Regions from separate parts of the Mus musculus genome. Here regions 1 and 2 are each linked to region 3. A link is a contact called in ENCODE Hi-C or POLR2A ChIA-PET data. All regions are on one chromosome and are shown on one strand. Each heading gives the region's core, a stretch centred on a gene start or an enhancer-like site at or near the end of the contact. The rest is flanking DNA. Distances are from core to core; before and after follow the strand shown. Region 1 holds the start of Ppcdc (phosphopantothenoylcysteine decarboxylase). Region 2 holds the start of 2700012I20Rik (RIKEN cDNA 2700012I20 gene). Region 3 holds the start of Trcg1 (taste receptor cell gene 1).

Evidence for each region. A loop is a pair of places that touch in the nucleus more often than their neighbours do. ChIA-PET counts read pairs that join two places held with the same protein, here RNA polymerase II (POLR2A).
Region 1: POLR2A ChIA-PET joins it to region 3 with 10 read pairs in Patski. The contact joins the promoter of Ppcdc here to the promoter of Trcg1 in region 3. POLR2A ChIA-PET finds 5 or more read pairs at or near these places in 3 of 5 experiments (Patski and embryonic stem cell).
Region 2: a loop to region 3 is called in a map of Patski, with 2.0 times the contacts of the local background. The contact joins the promoter of 2700012I20Rik here to the promoter of Trcg1 in region 3. A Hi-C loop is called at or near these places in 1 of 37 maps with a recorded cell type or tissue (Patski). POLR2A ChIA-PET finds 5 or more read pairs at or near these places in 1 of 5 experiments (embryonic stem cell).

Annotation. Positions count from the first base shown.
Region 1 is chr9:57,438,475-57,442,053 of GRCm38, forward strand. It overlaps Ppcdc (phosphopantothenoylcysteine decarboxylase), which reads right to left and starts at 1,640. Exons shown (of 7, transcript NM_176831.5): 1 at 1,596-1,640. It overlaps Scamp5 (secretory carrier membrane protein 5), which reads right to left. Exons shown (of 7, transcript NM_020270.3): 7 at 2,853-3,579.
Region 2 is chr9:57,073,613-57,077,686 of GRCm38, forward strand. It overlaps 2700012I20Rik (RIKEN cDNA 2700012I20 gene), which reads right to left and starts at 2,437. Exons shown (of 2, transcript NR_152107.1): 1 at 2,346-2,437; 2 at 1,591-2,231. Sin3a (transcriptional regulator, SIN3A (yeast)) reads left to right here and starts at 2,764. Exons shown (of 22, transcript NM_011378.2): 1 at 2,764-3,018.
Region 3 is chr9:57,234,678-57,238,261 of GRCm38, forward strand. It overlaps Trcg1 (taste receptor cell gene 1), which reads left to right and starts at 1,879. Exons shown (of 13, transcript NM_001014398.2): 1 at 1,879-1,947.

The DNA of each region.
Region 1 (3,579 bases), core at 390-2,889, 200 kb after region 3:
TAATATCTGATTCTCTCCCACCACTACTGACCCTCCCAAGAAAAAAACAAAAAACAAGCTTATTTTATCACATGGTGCAATGTTCCCTTTCAACCTCCAGAGTCGAGCTTGAGTCACTCTTGGCCATCCTTGGACTTCAGATTAATTTTTCTTCCCACCCTCATAGACTGAGGTACACATACAAGGGATACACTTGATGCGCTGGCTACCTAGACCAGTCTTATATTCTAAGCTGCATATGCAGGGAACAATTTTTTTTCATATTTTTACTTGACCTTTATTATAACCACAGAACTTACACTTAGTCTTATGTATATTTCAAGAAAAAGTAGGGTTTGGTGGCACATGCCTTTAATCCCAGCACTTGGAATGCAGAAACAAACAGATTTCTAGGAGTTGAGATTCGAACATACTAAGTCCTGTAGCTAGGGCTACACAGTGAGACCCTGAGAGGGAGAGGGAGGGAGGAGAGGGAGGGAAAGAGAAAAAAACGAGGGGGAGAATGGAGGGGAAGGGAGAGAGAAATTTAAGAGAGACACAGAGAGAACACATACACAGCAGAGAAAGAGGCCTCTGTGTGAGACTATAATTCTCTCAGTTTAATCAAGGACAAAGTATAAAATTTCCATGTATACCTACCAGTAATAGAATGGGCAAGAATGTAGCCAAGAAAATGTGACCACAGGATACGGGCAAGACTGTAGCCAAGAAAGTGTGACCACACTGCACCTAAGGAATGCTGGTTGCAGCCAAAATGTTTGGCTTTCCAATGGATGTCTCAAACCGGAAGTAGGCATGTTTGCCTCTAAAGTTACTGCAGTTTCATCTGTACACCTCTTGAGGACACGTGTCAGGAAGATACATCACAGCCTTGCTGGTTCCCAGCTGCTAGAAAGAAGCAGAAGACCCCAGCTCCCAAACACGCATCACTTCCTGCAGCTGGGAATCTCTCCTGCCCACTATCTAGTTCTGGCTTCCAATATTCCAAACGTCGGTGACGGTGACATTTTTTTTTCTGACAAAAACTGCTCTAACTCTAATTTGAAATGCCACTCGGCAAGTTTAGGGTTTAAGCATCTAAATACTGCCAGCGTTCTCCTTTCTCTCGTTTATGATTATAAAATACAATTTGAGGCACGTTGGCTCAGCAAGGTAGCTTGCAGACAAGTCTGAGGCCCTGAATGAGGGCGGGACTTACAGGGTAGAACTGAGTCCTGCAGGTCGTCCTATGACCTCAACACGCACGCTGTGACAGCCACCCCTCTTACAAAATAAACGTAATTTAAAAAAAAAAAAAAAAGTTTGTATTTCGGGGCGGTCCTAAATCTTTGGGAGGGGGGCACCTTATGCTGCAGTTTTTCAAAGGTAAGCGTCAAGTGTGGGTGTCTTTTAAACTAAGGATAGAGCATGATATCTGCGGGCACCGGTGCAGCTGCATAGCCCCCAATTCTGAGACTGGAGTCACACCTATAGCCCCACATCTGACACATTACACATGGACCTTCACGCGGACCCACAGCGACCAGAGGAGCTTCTCCCACCGCCCCACCCGGCGGCACCACCGACACAGCTTTCCCGCCCCTTCCACTGCTCACCAGCTCCAGGATACCCGCAAGTATCGCGGTATCTAGGCGCCTTTCCGGCTCTAAATGACTCCAGAGAAAGCGAGTGATCGCATGGCCTTCTGGGAGTCGTGGTCTATTTCTGTGGCTTCTGGGAGTTGTAGTCATTGGGGCTCCCTGTGCAAGGCTAAAGCCACATTAGGCAGGGGAGCCGCGACATTGAAAGGCTCACTTTGAGCAATCTTTTTCTTTTTTTCTTTTTTTTCTTTCTTTCTTTCTCTCTCTCTCCCTCTTTCTCTTTCTTTCCTTCTTTCTTTTTCTTTTTCTTTCCTTCCTTTTCTTTCTTTTTCTTTTCTTTCTCTCTTTCTTTCTTTCTTTCTTTCCTTTCTCTCTCTCTTTCAATAACTGGCATGTCTGAAACTTAGAACTCTGCCAGCTTCTGCCTCATAAGTGCTGGGATCAAAGGGGTGTGCTACCGTGCCCATTGCTACTTGAGAGGAATCTTGAGAGATGACCATCACAGAGGATCTAGACAACATTCTTAGAGAGCACATCTTTGGCAAAGCCTAGGCACATTCGAATCGTTGTAGTCATTACCCTGCAGCAATCAGAAATTTCAAGAACTTACATGTTCATTGAGCCCACTCAATCAGCTTCAAGAGACCCACCATGGGAGCTAAGGAAGGCCAGTCTTCTAGTCCTAACACTAAGGGCTATGGTGGTTTGAATATGCTTAGCCCAGGGAATTAGGAACAATTAGGAAGTATGGCCTTGTTGGAGTGGGTGTGGCCTTGTTGGAGGAAGTGTGTCACTGTGGGGGTGGGCAAATATATCTTCCTAGCCACCTGAGGCCAGTCTTCTCTTGACTGCCTTTGGAATAAGTTATAGAACTCTCAGCTTCTGTAGCACCATGACTGCTTGGATGCTGCCATACTTCCCGCCTTGACAATACTGGACTGAGCCTCTGAACTTGCAAGCCAGTCTCAGTTAAATGTTATCCTTTTATAACAGTTGCCTTGGTCGTGGTGTCTCTTCACAGCAATGGAAACCCTAAGTCACAGACACAGTCAGGCCATGCGCCTCACTCAGTGTTACAGGCCACTCCTATTTCCTAACTGGTAGTTGTGGCAACTACTTCATGGCCTACTCAGGGCTGCTTCAGAGGAAGGATCACAAAATACATGGTTTTTGGCATCACAGATCCACTCAACTCAATTCCACAACCCTGCTTCACATCCCACATCAAGGCTTCATTGAGACCCACATGGAGACAAGTAACACAGAGGGACATACAGGGTCAAATGATCCCTTTATTATATTCATCCAGTTACACAGATAGACACTGGCTCGGGCAGGTCAACTGCCAATGAGGGGATAGTTTGTGTCTCTCAGAAACAAGGGGCAGTGGGCACCAGGAGAATGCAAAAGCAGGTCACTGGCTGGCGACAGACAGGAGGACTCCCAGCATCCACCAGGCCCTCCCACCCCTCAAGCAAACCATCTGTGCCCGGCCCCATCTCTCTCACTCTCTCCTCATCAAAGTGCATAGTTGCCTGAAGATGCAGCATCCCAGTGCCTGAGCAGCTGGGCCAGACACTGGTGACAGGCTTTCCCAAGGGCAGTGCCAGGCATGGCCAATAGGTGTGAGCCAGGAAAGAGGAGAGGCCGATAGGACAGGAAGTTGACTGGGGGTAACACCCAACAGCTGTGGATGCTAGGCTGGCAGCTGGATCACAGCTTTCCTGGAAGTAACAGAGGACTAAGAGAAAGGGAGCTGGGAGAAGGGAAGAGGAGGAAGAGCCTAGCCCTAGAATCTCTCAGGGTAGCAGGAGCTATGACAACTGCTCTCCATAGAGAAAACAGTAGGGGAGAGAATCAACTAAGCCTAGGGAGTCAACAGGAAAGGAACTTTCCAGACACTCTTGGATTCTCTTACAAGGAAGAAGCTGAAAAATCAAAGCTCAAGGTGGCCTGAAACCAAGTCTTAGGGTCCAAGGCAAACCAATGTGGTATGGTT
Region 2 (4,074 bases), core at 1,187-3,686, 160 kb before region 3:
CGAAGGGCGGAGGGAGGATTCCTGGGGCTTACGTGAGGTACAAGCCCCCGTCCCTGTTTCTGATTGGCGAATTGGATAGGCCTTCCCCTTCTGGGGTAAGCTAGGAGGAGACGTTCTCCTCCCTGCCCCCCCTTTCTCGTGAGCGCGCTCAGCACATGGTTGAGGCCCTTTTAGCTCCCTGCAACTTCCCTCCCGCCCGGAAGTCTCAGGCTCCGCGCCCTTAGTTAGGGGGGCGGGGAAAGCCTTGGAGGCACACAAAGATTCTTCCGAGTCTAGGGATCGGCTAGCCTTCGAGGTGAAGCCCGACAATTGCGCTGTTACTCCAGAAAGCATCGCTCCAGGGCTGCTGCACGGAGGGGAGGGAATGAGTTCTACCCTCCAGCCCGATCAACTTTTGCTGTTTTTCTCCGTGCCCCTTGACTTCCTTAAATTTAAGTTTCAGAAAGCTTGGACATTGGCCGCATCCTTAATTCCTTGTGCAAGGCAATCTTGATCCTTAGTCGGCGGAATCTAAGATTATGACAACCTAGTAATGGAACCTTTGGCAAGATCTACGATACCTCGGTCGCTGCAGTCAAGGGAAGTCCGTGAGGCTCATTTCTAGCAAGGATTCGGGGGTGTTTGTTGATACCGTGGTGGGAGTGCTGTACATTGTATGGTAGGTACCCAGCCTGGTGGGTAAGGCAGTTCAGTTAAGGATAGGCATCTGTCAGTTTTGGAGTGCTACTTCAGCCTGGAACGGTTTGGCTAGTTTTTCTTATTTTAGAGCACTGTCCTGGAACAGGGCTTGGCTTGGCTACCGGTGTGGCTGCTCCCACCTGTCGGCCACTCTTGGAGTTCACAACTCTTTACTATGGCCTCACGCCGTGAAGCCATCCTAGGAGTTAGACCCACCTGTTGCCAACACTTGTTTATGGCAGTCTCCGCAGGATTTACAGGAGGACAGTATTGGATTTACGAAACGGTTCCCCGGTGTCGTATCTCCTGGGGACACTCGACTCTAGGGAGGTTCCCTCTCCCCCTTTTGCTCTAGAATGCGGTAAGACTAATCCCACCTAACCTCTCATGGCACAGCGAAAGCCTCCCCAAAGCAAGGTCGGCATCGGGCCCACGCCTTACTAGTGAATAAATAAAAGAACTAGGTCTTTATTATTATTATTATTATTAATTAATTAATGTATTATATGTAAGTACACTGTAGTTGTCTTCAGACACTCCAGAAGAGAGCATCAGATTCCATTACGGATGGTTGTGAGCCACCATGTGGTTGCTGGGATTTGAACTCAGGACCTTTGGAAGAGCAGACGGCGTTCTTAGCCGCTGAGCCATCTCACCAGCCCAAGAACTAGGTATTTCAAAGCACTTTTTGTGTTCAGGCATTGTTACTTACCCAGAAGGCTTAGAGACCGCCATTAACTCACTCTGCTAAGGAGGAATGCCCACCCCCCTTTTTTTTGAAGGGCTGGCCTTAGGGTTCCTAAATTCAGACTATTCCTGCCCTTTCGCGAATGGTTGCGATTACAGCCCTTCCCCTTGAACAGTCATTCTTAAGACCATATCCTTCACACAATCTGGAATTTTTACTCCTTCTGTGAACGTAAGTGCACACTCAAGGTTTATTTATGCAGTGGTCTGTGTGAGGTTTTCAGCCTCTCTTCCTCCAGTTTAAAATGTCCCTGGATCTACCCGACCAATAGAGTATACATTTTCCCTTCATGCTCCGCCTTCCGGAGGCTTGCCCAGGCGGTGACATTTAAAGGCCTCCGCTGGGTTATCTCCGCCCCCTGAGGGCTGCAGATTCTGGTTGTCCCAGTGTCACAGTATTCAGTCAGCCCTAGTGACCAGCTAGTAATATCTGGGCTTTTGGATCAGATTAGAGCTCCAGACCTTAATTTTGGAGTCGGCTTGCTGAAAGTAGCTGCTGAGTGCTCCAGATGGCTGTGTTTAGAAGACCGTGAAAGTGTAAAAATAAGTGGGTAGGAAGGACAAGGCTTTCTGTCATTGTTTTGGTTAATTCTCCACGGCGGGTAATACTACTGCCTTTTCCTTTTCAAATCTCAAAGCCTCGGGTTTCGGCCGCTGAGCTCCCCGCCATCTCCGATCCCGGCCTTGGAACGCTGAGGTTCAGTCTCCAGTGTAAACATTCCACAAAAGGACTGCTAAGGTTCAGCATCCTCGCGCAGGGCGGAATGGTCTCCTTCCTGGACCGGCGCCGTGTCCAATGGCGGCTCCTACCGGCGCCAAGATAGTCCAATCAGATCATTGGGGGCGGGGCCTGGCCCAGCCGTGTAGTGGGTGGAGTCGGCCTCACTTAAGGACATTTTTACCCCACATTGGTTACTTACCTTCCTGGGGCTATGAGAGAAGCAAAGGTAGTCTTCCAATGCAGGGACCGGCGGAGGCGGGAGCCGATTTGTTAGGCCTGTGGCTGGGGCGGTATGGGGAGGGATATGTGAGACTCTCCAATGAGATGTGAAGAGGTACTCCTCTTCCTCCAATAGTATTAGAGCCCGGAGGAGGGATTCGGCAATCAGTCTCCAATAGGCGGGGTTGAGTTAGGGACTCTCCCCGCCAATAGGGGCGTGGAGAAGGTGAGCGGCTCGCTCTCCCCTCCCAGCGAGGGAAGAGGGCGGGAGTAGGTCTTTGCGGCATAGTGATTGGCTAAACCATTGACGGATGGGTAATATATCCCGTGGCGGAGCGAGGTTAAGCCTTCCCTCGGCGGGGCGGGCCGGGAGAGTGGGCGGGATTTCCCGGGTAACAGAGAAGCGGCCGCGGCGGTAGAGGCGGCAGAGACGGTTTCTCCATCTTCCCCCCTCCCCTTCCCCCCTTAGAGTTTCCCTCCCTCCCTCCCTCCTTCCCAGTCTGGGCACCCAGGCCTGTGACCGCTTCGTGGGCGCAAAGGAGGTTGCCAGTCCGCTCTTGCGGGCCTGTGCCCGCGCCGTTCCGGGGCCTCCGTGCTGGGTGCGAGGCTCACGCCGGGAGCGACGCACAGGCTGAGTGGCTGGAGCTTTTGCGGTGAGAGCACGCCGCACCGCGGTCCGCCCAGCAGCTGGGTGGCGGGTAACCCGGGACTGGAGGGCGTGTGTTTTTCGGGGGGGCTGACCTCGGCTTCCCGTGCGTGGCTGTGGGGGGCGGAGCGGAGCCGCACTCAGTGCGGGAGGGGGAGGAGAGCGTAGTCCCGGTGCGCACGGAGGGGCGGGTCCTAGTCCCGCCGATCAGAGGCGGGGCCGGCGCGCGTGCGGTGGTGGAGAAAGGGGCGGGACGGGCTCGCGCTAAAGGCCCGCGGCTGTGACCCCGCCCCTTCTCCCTTATGGGCGGGACCACTGGCTGAACTGCTTTGGGTCCGCGGGGCGTGCGGGACGGGAAGAGGGTCCCGGCGTGTGGCTTTCAGGGCGCGGTGGCGAGGGGGCGTGAAGCCTGTGTTCCCCCGCCTTAGCGGGATCCGGTTGGCCGGAAGGCGCGTCCGGGGCTGTGATGCCACGCCCCTCCCGCCCCGCCCCCTCCGGGATTTCCGCCTCCTTAGCAGTGAAGAGGAGCTGGGGAAAGCCCGCTGTGGCGTCTGGCAGGGGGTCAGGGCTCCGTGTCTGCTCCTCCCAGCATCCCCGTGGGTGGGAGGGCCCCTTGTAGACTGGGAACGGTGGAGGTGTCCGGACTTTATGCTGTGGCTTCTTCATCCATTCTGCTTGGGGCATCGTGGCCCGTAGCTGTAGTCTTCTACTTTGCTTCACACACCATGGATGGCGCCTTAACAGCTAGGGAGAGTAGAAGCGTGGTCAGCTGCTCCTCTTCGTTGTAATTATTGGGACGAGATACTCAGCGTCCTCTCTGGAGTGTCTGCGGTGGGGTGCGGCTGGTGCTGTGCCCTTGCTTCCCCGACAGTGGCCGGTGGGGGAGGGGCAGAGTGATCAGGGACTGGAATTGTGGAGGGCGCCAACCTTCCCTGGAGTTCCCTTGATGTTCAGCTACTGCGCCTTTACGGGTTGATACCTAAAAATTGCTACCATTTTTGGTAGCTTAGGACTTTAAACTCAGTTTACCATTTGAGCTCCTAACAAATCTGAGATTTTATTT
Region 3 (3,584 bases), core at 629-3,128:
TCAGATCCAGCCTGGGATATAGAGTGAGTTCAAGGCCAACCTAGGCAACTCAGGAAGAACATGTTTCAAAAATAAGAAAGTGGGCTGGAGAGATGGCTCAGCTGTTCAGAGCACTGATTGCTCTTCCAGTGGTCCTGAGTTCAATTCCCAGCAACCACATGGTAGCTCACAACCATCTGTAATGGGATGCAATGCCCTCTTCTGGTGGGTCTGAAGGTAGCAACAGTGTACTCACATTAAATAAATAAATCTCTTTAAAAAAAAAAATAAGAAAGTAACCTAGGTGTGACATCTCATACCTGAAATCCCGGAACCTGAGAGACATAGTCAAGAAGATCAGGAGTACAAGGCTATCCTTAGCAACATATTGAGTTCAAGGTCAGTCTGGACCACAGGAGAACTAACCCAACAAAAACAAACTGTAATTTTGAGATAGGGTCTCAGGTAGATTGAAATTCCTTTGTGGCTGGGGCAGTCATTGAATTCCTGATTCTCCTGTCTCCACCTCCCAGCTGCTGAGACTGTGGGTATGCACCATCTTGTCCAGCTCAATGGTTTAATTCTCTTCTACCATCACACAAATAAGCAGTAAGAGGACATTGTCAGGCCAGGGGCCAGCCTGGAAGAAAAGAGCAGGAAGAGGAAGCAGAAGCCCCTTTGGAGGTAAGATTTGAGTCTTGGGTTGGCGTCCCAGCAGGGCATCGTTATTCCTCAGAATGAGCAGCAGTATCCTATGAGGCTAAAGATGGGCCAGGAAATCTTGATAATAGCCAATCAGACTGCCTGGTTCAGTAGAACTAGCCACTTGACCTAGCTTCTGGCAGGGTTCACAGAATGCTTCTAGCTCTCACCACCAGCTTAGAAGATGGAATGATGAACCAGAACTAGATGAGAAGAAGCTGGCAGAATGTTAACCAAGACCTTTCCTAGACCCTGAAGGATCCACGGCTTGAACCTTGAGATCAGCAGAGAATCAAAGATTGGGGAATCCCGGGATTGTGACTTCCCTCATTTGTATATACCTCCGTAGTAAGTATGTGCATGTGCAAGTGTGTGCTCGTGTGCGTGCACACATACATACATACATACACACACACACACACACACACACACACACACACACACACTGACCCAATTCACACCTTTAGCTGTGGGACCCATTCTGGCTGTTCTTCCTGCCTGGAACTCTTGTCCTGGAAGCACAGTGGTTAGACAGTCTCTCTCATATGTCTCTCTGTAGCAAGAACATAGCCAGGGCATGTGAGAGAAGTTAGGCTGGTTTTGGCCTGGGATTGACCCAGTACTGAGACCTCTAGTACCACATGAAGAATTCTGACCTGGGCGTGATGGCGCACACCTTTAATCCCAGCACTCAGGAGGCAGAGGCAAGCGGATTTCTGAGTTCGAGGCCAGCCTGGTCTACAAAATGAGTTCCAGGACAGCCAGGAACTATACAGAGAAACCCTGTCTCAAAAAAAAAAAAAAAGAATTCTAAATTGGAAAGGAACTGGGTGGAGTCCTAGACACCCCACTCTTTCCTACCTAGTCTTTACAGAAATCTCCAGTCTTGTCTTGTCCTTGTTGGGCTGAGCCTCATAGTGCCCTCTCTGATGACCAAGATGACATCCAGGGACTAAGGTCTCATGAATAGTGAAAGACTCCATGACACTCTTTCTCAAACAGGAAGAGGGTACCAGGAAGAGGATGGGGCCTTGGTGCCCCATCTCTGAAACTAGGAAGGTTCCTATTAGAAGATATGTAAGCAAAGATGAGCATCTGCTGGCCCAGCTGCCTGTGTGTCTAGGCAAATGTCTACCTGGTTCAGAACCCATCCCCGTGTGTTCCACCATACCTACTAACCCCTCAAGACCCTTGGAGCATGTACACATTCTCTCTGAGCCAGGACACAAGAAGACCGTGCACAACATCTACTGCAGAGAGTACAAGGTAGGATACAACCTGTGGGAATCCATGACTTAGTTACCAGGGTAAGAGGGCTCCCCAGCACTTGGCTGTTAGGGACTGAGAGTGACAGGGCTGAGGTGTAGGTGTCCGTATCATGGGGCTTTAAGAAGAAGAGAACCTACTAGAGAGTCCTTACTAGAGGATTGAAATTGACCCACATGAAAAATATTATCAAGCCCTGTGGCTGGACCTTGGGACAGACTAGCACTTAGGAATCTCGTCCTTACTTTGCTGACATTTTGTGACATTGGTGTGAGGCCAGATTCCATTCAACTTACTCCAAGTGCAGGTGGGATTGCATCTGGCCAGGGAGAGCTAGAAGAGCCTCGCCCTCATCCACAGTGATCCTAGACACTTGCCATAGCCTTAACACTGATTCTGACAAGAGATTATTTCTCAGTTTTCAGACATGCCAAATCCTGATTTCATTCTCTTCCCACTGGGACTTGAACCCAGAGTCTTTGCAAAGTAACTCCAGGAGAGTACTCCACCACTGAAATGTGACACTAGCCTCTGTTTTACTTACTTTTGAGACAAGATCTTGATAAGTTGCCTAGGCAGGCCTTGAATTTACCATTTTCCTGCCTTAGCCTTCTGAGTAGCTAAGTTTCCAACCCTGCATAACCAGGAAAGTCCAGACTGGTTTGGTCTCTATTTATTTACTTTCTTATTTACTTACTTTATTTCTTTTTAGACAGGGACTCACTATGTAGACCAAGCTGGTTGCCCTCAAACTCATGATGATCCCCTGCCTCTGACTTCTAAGTGCCAGGTTGAAAGTATACCATATGCCTGGCTCCCTAGGCAGCTACAGCTTTTCCCACTGTGGTCTCAACTAATTCCAGTTTGACAGTTTGAGCTCAGTCTGGTCAGGAGGGTGTCAGAGGGGCAGATGGGAACCCAGAGTCTTGCAGTATGAGCAAGGCTTACTCTTTAGAATAGAGCCATCAAAAATAAAATAAAATAAAAATAAAGAAAAAAGAGAAAAATTTAGCCGGGCAGTGGTGGCACATGCCTTTAATCCCAGCACTCGGGAGGCAGAGGCAGGCGGATTTCTGATTTCGAGGCCAGCCTGGTCTACAGAGTGAGTTCCAGAACAGCCAGGGCTATACAGAGAAACCCTGTCTCGAAAAAGCAAAAAAGAAAAGAAGAAGAAGAAGAAAAAGAAGAAGACTAGAGCCATAACAGACAGGATTTTCCTCAGCCTGAGGCTGTCTGGAAAGCAGTAGCCCCGCCCACCTGGCAAGAGTGGCACAAAGTGTTAGAGCCAATCTCCATCCTCCTCCTAGAGGGCAGAGGCTTCTTGGCAGCACCAGGGGTACCAGGTCAGACCTGGGTATCCAGGGGACACAACTGAGGGAAGAGTTAAGGAAGAGGGGTGTGTACAGGCTTGGGGACAGGTGAGGAGGACTGGGAAGAGCAGCTTCAAGGAGAGGAGTGATCGTGAATTCAGGATTGCGGGTGGGAGTTGTCAGAAGCCAAAGCTCTCTTCTCTCCCTGGGAGACAGCTGTCCCATAGCACCTCCAAGGAGGGCAAGGAACAGGCAGTGGCTTCCTGGGACCAGCAGAGTATAGGGCTACAGATAGCAAGCAACAAAGAAGCCAAGGGAGCGGGTTGA